2 separate regions of the Homo sapiens genome follow, and region 1 is linked to region 2. A link is a contact called in ENCODE Hi-C or POLR2A ChIA-PET data. All regions are on one chromosome and are shown on one strand. The core of a region is the stretch at or near the end of the contact, and the rest is flanking DNA. Distances in the headings are between cores, read along the strand shown.

Region 1 (4,924 bases), core at 2,384-4,883, 280 kb after region 2:
TGGGAGGCCAAGGCGGATGGATCACCTGATGCCAGGAGTTTGAGACCAGCCTGGCCAGCATGGTGAGACTCCATCTTTACTGAAAAAAAAAGGTGAAAATTAGCCAGGCACAGTGGCGCGTGCCTGTAATCTCAGTTACTCAGGAGACTGAGGCAGGAGAATCGCTGGAACCAGGAGGTGGAGGTTGCAGAGAGCCGAGATTGCACCACTGCACTCCAGCCTGGATGACAGAGTGCGACTCCGTCTCAAAAAAAAACAAAACAAAAAACTAGGCTCTTTGGGGACAAGGTGCATCTTTTTTTTTTTTTTTTGACAGAGTCTTCCTCTACTCCCAGGCTGGAGTGCAGTGGCATAATCACAGCTCACTGAAACTTCCACCTTCTGGGTTCAAGTGATTCTCCTGCCTCAGCCTCCCAAGTAGCTGGGATTACAGACCTGCACCACCACATCTGGCCCATTTTTGTATTTTTAGTAGAGATGGGGTTTTGCCACTTTGGCCAGGCTGGTCTCGAACTCCTGGCCTCAGGTGATCCGTCCCAAAGTGCTACGATTACAGGCAGGAGCCCCTGGCCCTGGCTGGGACAAGGTATATCTTACAAACACCAAGAAGACAGATTGCAGGTTGAGAAGGAAGTGAGTGAGAGGGTGAGGAACAGGAAGACAGGAAGCAGAACAAAAGCTCAGCTCTGGGAAACTCCCATAACAGGAAGTGGGGGAAAAGAATAGGAGGGAGACTGCCCAGCAGAATGGAGGAAGCCCGGGGAGTAAGAGCCCCTCCCAGAGCAGCTGACCCCCTCCATCCCAGGACACCAAGGCCCGTCAAACATATGAGAAAATCAGAACACCAGCTTTCTGGAACCATCTGAAACTGAGCTGGGACCCCTGGTGACCCCTTCGTGCCTCACTGATCAGGACTGAGGGTCCCTCTGGCACCTTCACAGTGACTAAGAGAGTCCAGAGCTGCCTGGATCTCAGAATGCTGCATTCTGGGATCCTCACTTTCTTGTACCACCAAAAGCTAACTAACCTCTCTGTGCCTTAATTTCCTAATCTATAAAAGGCAGAATAGGGCTGGGCGTGGTGGCTCATGCCTGTAATCCCAACACTTTGGGAGGCCAAGGCGGGCAGATTGCTTGAGGCCAGGAGTTTGAGACCAGCCTGGCCAACACGGTGAAACCCGTCTCTACTAAAACTACAAAAATTAGCCGGCTTGGGAGGCTGAGGCAGGAGAATCGCTTGAACCTGGTAGGAGGAGATTGTAGTGAGCCAAGATCGTGTCACCACACTCCAGCCTGGCCAACACAGCAAGACTCCATCTCAAAAAAAAAAAAAGAAAAACAAAAAACCAAGTCCCTTTCAGGTCTGAGTCTTCAGCCTCTTCATTTCCATAATAGTCTCTGCACACAGTGGGTGTTGAAACAACATTTAAGGATAATCACCACCACCTACCTCCAACACACTGCCAACTCCCTGATCTAAGACAGAAATACTTCTCCAGGGAAAACAAATGCCACAAATAACTTGAAAAGTAAGGTCATAATTGGTGGACAGATATGTGATAAAGCAAGTAAAGTGTCAATAGTAGAATCTAGTTGGTGGGGATGGGGATGCTGACTGTATAATTCTTTCAACTTGGCTGTATGTGGGAAAATCCTCAATAAAATGCTAGGGGAAGACGAAGGTTTTTTTTTTTAATTGTCACTTTCTATAGTGTTAAATATAAGTTAGCCTTCAAAGATAGCTCAGAGGCCAGGTGCAGTAGCTCATGCCTGTAATCCCAGCCCTTTCCGGGGCTGAGGTGGGAGGATCGCTTGAGCCGAGGAGTTCAAAACCAGCCTAAGCAACACAGGGAGACCCCATCTCTGTAAAAATAAAAAGTTAAAAAAAAAATTAGCCAGGTGTGGTGGCACATGCCTGTGATCCTAGCTACTTGGGAGGCTGAGGCAGGAGGATCACTTGAGCCCAGGAGTTTGAGGCTACAGTGAGCTATGATTGTGCCACTGCACTCCAGCCTGGGCAGCAGAGCGAGACCCTGTCTCAAAAAGGAAAACAAACAACAACAACAACAACAACAAAACAAAGATAGCTCAGAATTCACTGGATAAGCAAGCAGTTTAGCTAGACTCAGTCTGCAGGTTGAGCTCAATGAAAGGAGATTTTGACTTTCCTTCAAATAAATGACTAAGCACTAATTTCCTCATAGACATCATTGAATCTTCTGGGCAGTTAATGGGAGAAGACTCTGCTACAGTGAAAGGGAGGGGTGGGGGGTTGCTGTATTTACAAACTCCCTTCAGAGTAGAGACCCAGGCACCTGTCGTCACTTCCTAGCTACAGTTGACATCCGGTAACCATCCTTGGTCAGCCACACTTTCTTTCTGCCTCTGCCAAGAGGCTCCCCCTAGCTCCTCATGGGCCACTTTCTGGCTGTGAGCTGATCAGGCAACTTACACAGGGTCACTGGGTCAGAGGACTCTTGAAAGGGGGGTTGGAACATGAAGCCCCATGATTCAGGGATCCTGGGACTTGTTTGTTTTGTAGGGTTAGAGGGATGGAGGAAAATCTTCCAAATCAGCAGCCTCGAATTCACCAAGAATTTCTACAAGATGAATTTGAGTTGAACCTTCAGTCTTTCCACGAAGAAGGTCTGCTCGCCACCCTCAAAGCCATCTGCCTTTCTGTCTCAGTTTATTCACAGATCCTTTCAGAGACCAAAAAAAGCACCCAAGAGAGGCGGGGACAGAGATGTGGTAGAGGAAAAGACACAGTACAAAGAACGCTCCGCAAGCACTTACTTCCTCTGAGCCTTAGGAGTCCTACCTAAAAGGTTTCTTGCTTGTTTTTCTATTACACTGTCACTCCCATCCGGTATGCAAACAGTCGGCAATGCCTACTACAGTAGCTCGCTGGCTGCCAGGTGCAGGGGCTGTTCAAAAGCGACATCAGGGTCCTAAAAGGTGGGAAAAAGCAGCAGAACTTGCATGGTAGTTGATTCTTTCCTGAAGAATAGGGTCCGCCCAGCCCCACCGGGCAGGAGGTGTCCTGAGTCAGCCTGGCGTTCAGCCCAGTGCTGTGCACTTGGGTGACAGGTGGGGCCCCTGCACTGCCACCAGTAGCATATGTCGGAGCTCTGGGCCCTGACCATCTGCCAAAGCTAATCTTACGACAAGCAGATTTGCTCCCATCAATACCCAGGGAGAGGGATAGGCAGGCCCCTTGCTGCGTGATTCTCGAAAACAACCAGGATCCCGCGATCCGCTTCTCCTATGGCTCCAGTCCAAAGGCTGGAATGGGGGCGTCACCTGCACCAGGCAACTTCGCTAGCCTGTGGGCGTTCCAGGGCAGGGGACGGGGGCGGCACCTTCCAGGTGTGCAGGCGAGATGACAAGTGCGGTCCCTCCTTCCTCCCTCCCCGCGAGCAAACAGCCTGGGGGTGGTGGGGAAGGCGGCGTGCCCAGCCCTTCATCGCCCCATTCTTTCCCACGGCCCTGGCCGCCGCTGCAGCTGGGGCGCCACTCTGCACTCACCTGGGCCCGCGCCGGGCGGGGCGAAGTCGCGGTGGTAGGTCCTCGGCGTCCGGGAGGAGCGGACCGGCCCTCCCGGGGACCGGGCAAGAGGGTGGGCCGGAAGCGGCATCAGGCCCCGTGCCCATTGGCCAGCCTCGCCAGGACGCTGCGACCTGGGACGTGCGATTGGCTGCGGTGCGCCGCGTCGGTGCTGGCTTCGAGGTCGCGCGCCCGCCCACTTCCGGGGTCGCGCCAGGTCAGGAGTCCAGAGTCGGCTGAAGCGAGTTGCCGCGTTCTCTCTGGCGGCGCGACACCGGCCCGTGGACCGCCCGGCCGCCCTCCAGGACCCGGTCTGCAGGAGCGGAGAGGGCGGTGTGGACACCGCCTGCAGGCGAGGAGAAGGGGTGGCGGAGAGGGTACCTGGGTGCGTGGCTGTGCGGCGTCAGGAGGAGCAGGGTGTGGGCGCCCGGCCTGGGGCGTGGAGAGGACGCAGGGAACAGGTGTCTTCCTGGTATCCATCGAACTGAAACGTAGCCCTTGAGCACACACTACACTTAAAGCTTTACTCTTTCGAGGAGGAGTCCTGGAAGCATATGTGATTTTGTGACTATAGCATGGTGTGGTGTCAGTAACAGGCCCTGGATTGCTCAAACTCTATTGTCAGTGACAAAACCCAGTGTAAGCTGGCCTAATATATTAATAGTAATATGCGAGTCCTCCCGGGGTGGCGGGCACTGACGTAAGTGCTTTACTTGGGTCTTCTCATTTCATCCTCCCAGCAACCCAAAGAGCTGGCGGCGTCATTCCCATTTTACAAATGCGAACACGGGCTCAGAGATGGAGCGACTCACGTTGTAAGCGATGGAACTGGGATTTGAAAACACTGTATCCCGCCTGGCAGAAAACTGGCAAGGTTAGGATGGAGAAAGGAGAAAAAAGAAAGATGTCGGCCAGGTGCGGCGGTTCATACCTGTAATCCCAGCACTTTGGGAGGCCAAGGCGGGCGGATCACTTGAGGTCAGGGGTTTGAGACCAGCCTGGCCAAGATGGTGAAACCCCGTCTCTAGTAAAAATGCAAAATTAGCCAGGGGTGGTGGCGCATGCCTGTAATCTCAGCTACTCGGGAGACTGAGGCAGGAAAATCGCTTGAACTGGGGAGGTGGAGGTTGCAGTGAGCTGAGATCGTGCCACTGTGCCACCGCACTACAGCCTGGGCGACAAGAGCAAAACTCCTTCTCAAAAAAGAAAAAAAAGGGCATCTGATGGAAGGCTAGATACTACCCGACATTGAGCTAAACCAATGTCACCTGGTTGGACCTAGGGACCTATTCCTGCTCCCCCTCTAGTTCTGTCTCATTTCTGGGGTTGCACACAGGCTTTTCCTGGGCCTTCATGTTTGGGGAAGCCCCACACAGGCC
Region 2 (2,700 bases), core at 1-2,500:
CTAGAGCTAATCTGTAATACACCAATGCTTGTAAGAAATAAAGGTTTGCACATCTGCAGACACATAGCTCCCTGAAAATTAAATCCAGCCAGTTCCCAAGCATTTGAACTGACGAGTTTTTTTTTTTTTTCTTTTTCTGGAGATGGGGTCTCTGTCACCCAGGCTGTAGTGCAGTGGCCCAATTACAGCTCACCTGCAGCCTCAATCACAAGCGATCCTCTGGCCTCAGCCTCCTGAGTAGCTGGAAATACAGGTGCGTGCCACCACACCTGGCTCATTTTTCGATTTTTTTTTTTTTTTTTTTTTTTTTTTTGGTAGAGTCGGGGGTCTTGCTTTGTTGCCCAGGCTGGTCTGGAACTCCTGGCTCCAAGTAATCCTCCCATCTCGGCCTCCTAAAGTGCTGGGATTACAGGCGTGAGTTACAGCGCCCAGCCTGGACAGTCTTTAAAAGAACTCTGACTTGCTGGTAACGAAACACAGCTCCGGACATCCTTTGAGAAAGTCGCCGTCCCCACCTCAGAAAACACACACACACACACACGTGTCCCGGAACTTACACACACACACACGTGTCCCGTAACTAACTTACACACACACACACACACGTGTCCCGGAACTAATTTTCCTCATTTGGGTGAAAACTTTTACAGGGTCCTCCAGGCTTGCATCATTTGAAGGCTAGCGTCTGCCACTCTGCTTCCACGCTTCTAGTTGGGGACTACCCACTTAACAAAGCCAAGTTCAATTTTAATTTCCCAGAACTGACGCAACGCAAAGCGCAAAGAGACTGAACCTGGGGTGTGGAGTGATACAGACCTGACGGGGCTTTATTCCATAGACAGACATCGACCCAGGACCTGAAGCGGTCCCTGCCTGCTGTCAGGTCCCCGCCGCAGCCCCCGGCCCGGGCTCAGCACCTGGCACAACGCAGGCTAGGTCAGTGCCGCTCGAGGTGGGCAGAACCACAGGGCCGCCGCCCCTGGGGGGCACCGACGCCGCCCGCTCACGCGCCGCCCCCTCCGCATACCTCTCCTTCCCGCGGCCAGAAGCGCGGGTTGTAGATGAAGAAACTCAGCAGCGCCGGCAGGAACTGCTTCTCCTGGGCCGCCGAGGGCCCGCTCCCAGCCCCGGCCGCCGCTGCAGCCATCCCGGCCGGGTCCCCACCTCGGGAGCCTCCCACAGCCAGCCCAGAGAAAGCAGCCACCTGCTAGAACACCGCACTTCCGCCTCCCTCGCCACCACCCCGGAAGCGCTCGCCGCCGACCAGGAAGAAGAACCCGCCTCGCAGCGTCCTCTTCTGGCACCCCAGGGTGGCCTTGTTGTCTGTTTCCCGGCCGAGTTTGTGTTTTGCTGGCTCGCGGAGTTTTCTCCTGGCTACGGGCGAGGGTTGCGCGTTTCAGGAAAAACTGAGTGGGGCACTGTTTGTTTGTTTGTTTGTTTTTTGATAGGATCTCAGTTTGTCATCCAGTCTGGAGTGTAGCGGCGGGATCTCAGCTCACTGCAGCCTCAACCTCTGGGACTCAAGCCATCCCCCTGCCTCAGCCTCCCAAGTAGCTAGGATTACAGGGCGCGCCATCAAGGCCAGTTTTATTTTTTGTAGAGGTGGGGTCTGTGTTGCCCAGGCTGCTCTCGAACTCCTGGCTTCACATGGTCTCCCATTTCGACCTCCCAAAGTGCTCCGATTATAGGCGTGAGACACCACCGCCCAACCTGTTGTTGTTTTGGTGGTATTGTTTTTAATTTAATTTAGAGACAGGATCTCGCTTTGTCACCCGGGTTGGAGTGCAGTGGTGCCATCATAGCTCACTGCAGCCTCAACTCCCAGGCTCAAGCGATCTTCCCACCTCAGCCTGAGTAGCTGAGACCACATGCATGCACCACCATGCCCAGATAATTAAAATATATATATATATATATATATATATAGAGAGAGAGAGAGAGAGAGAGAGAGAGAGAGAGTTAGAGAGTAGAGACAGGGTCTCACTTTGTTGCCCCAGCTGGTCTCGAACTCTTGGCATCAAGGGATCCTCCTGCCTCTGTTACTGGATGGAAGGTCTTGACCGTGGATTGCCCAGGTTCTTGGCGTGTTGAACAAAGAATTGAACAAAATGCACAAAGTAGCAAAAGAACAAAGCAACGAAAAGAAACAAAAGAAAAAACCGGAGTAAGGAAGAGACAGATTTATTGAAGCGAAAGTACAATTCACACAGCAGGAGCGGGATAGAGCAAACGGTTCGATAGCACCCGTCAGGATTTTTATTAAGCTGGAAGAATTAGGTAACGCCCCTAGGTGCCCGTTAGATGCCTCCGATTGGTTACACCCTCTGAAGGATTGGCCTGTGACCAATCAGAGGCTGAAGTGGAGACTTGCGCACCACCACCCACCCCCCGCCGTCAATCAGAAGCTGTCACCCTCCCCCCGCCCCCCTCTCCGCCTGATTGACGGAATGAACACGTGGCCTCCATGCTGCCTAATCTTGCCTAGAACTGGCTGCACCTGCTGTTCTTTTGTTTCTGCCTTAACCCTTGGTTACCCTCATGCCCTATTCTGCCTCACCTGGCCTCCCAAAGTGCTGGGATTACGGATGTGAGCCACCCACACCTGGCCCATTGTTTTGTTTTTAGTTTATTTAAAAAGTATTTTATTCTAAGACAGCACTTTGCTCTGTTGTCCAGGCTGGAGTGCAGCGGCCAGATCAT

What was found. A loop is a pair of places that touch in the nucleus more often than their neighbours do. ChIA-PET counts read pairs that join two places held with the same protein, here RNA polymerase II (POLR2A). Pooled maps may share reads with other maps.
Region 1: a map of B cell shows a loop between it and region 2 (22-fold over the local background). The contact joins the promoter of TECPR1 here to the promoter of CZ1P-ASNS in region 2. A Hi-C loop is called at or near these places in 7 of 168 maps with a recorded cell type or tissue (B cell, CD4-positive, alpha-beta T cell, CD8-positive, alpha-beta T cell and 2 more), 4 of 37 single-sample maps with no recorded cell type and 13 of 50 pooled maps. POLR2A ChIA-PET finds 5 or more read pairs at or near these places in 3 of 52 experiments (MCF 10A, OCI-LY7 and activated T-cell).

Annotation. Positions count from the first base shown.
Region 1 is chr7:98,248,599-98,253,522 of GRCh38, forward strand. It overlaps TECPR1 (tectonin beta-propeller repeat containing 1), which reads right to left and starts at 3,634. Exons shown (of 26, transcript NM_015395.3): 1 at 3,528-3,634; 2 at 2,796-2,950. It overlaps LOC124901706 (a long non-coding RNA gene), which reads left to right and starts at 3,761. Exons shown (of 2, transcript XR_007060448.1): 1 at 3,761-3,930; 2 at 4,286-4,924. RefSeq lists an enhancer at 3,281-4,024 and silencers at 3,341-3,730, 3,821-3,920.
Region 2 is chr7:97,971,108-97,973,807 of GRCh38, forward strand. CZ1P-ASNS (CZ1P-ASNS readthrough) reads right to left here and starts at 1,251. Exons shown (of 19, transcript NR_147989.1): 1 at 1,028-1,251. It also overlaps the pseudogene CCZ1P-OR7E38P and the pseudogene CCZ1P1. RefSeq lists a silencer at 847-1,156.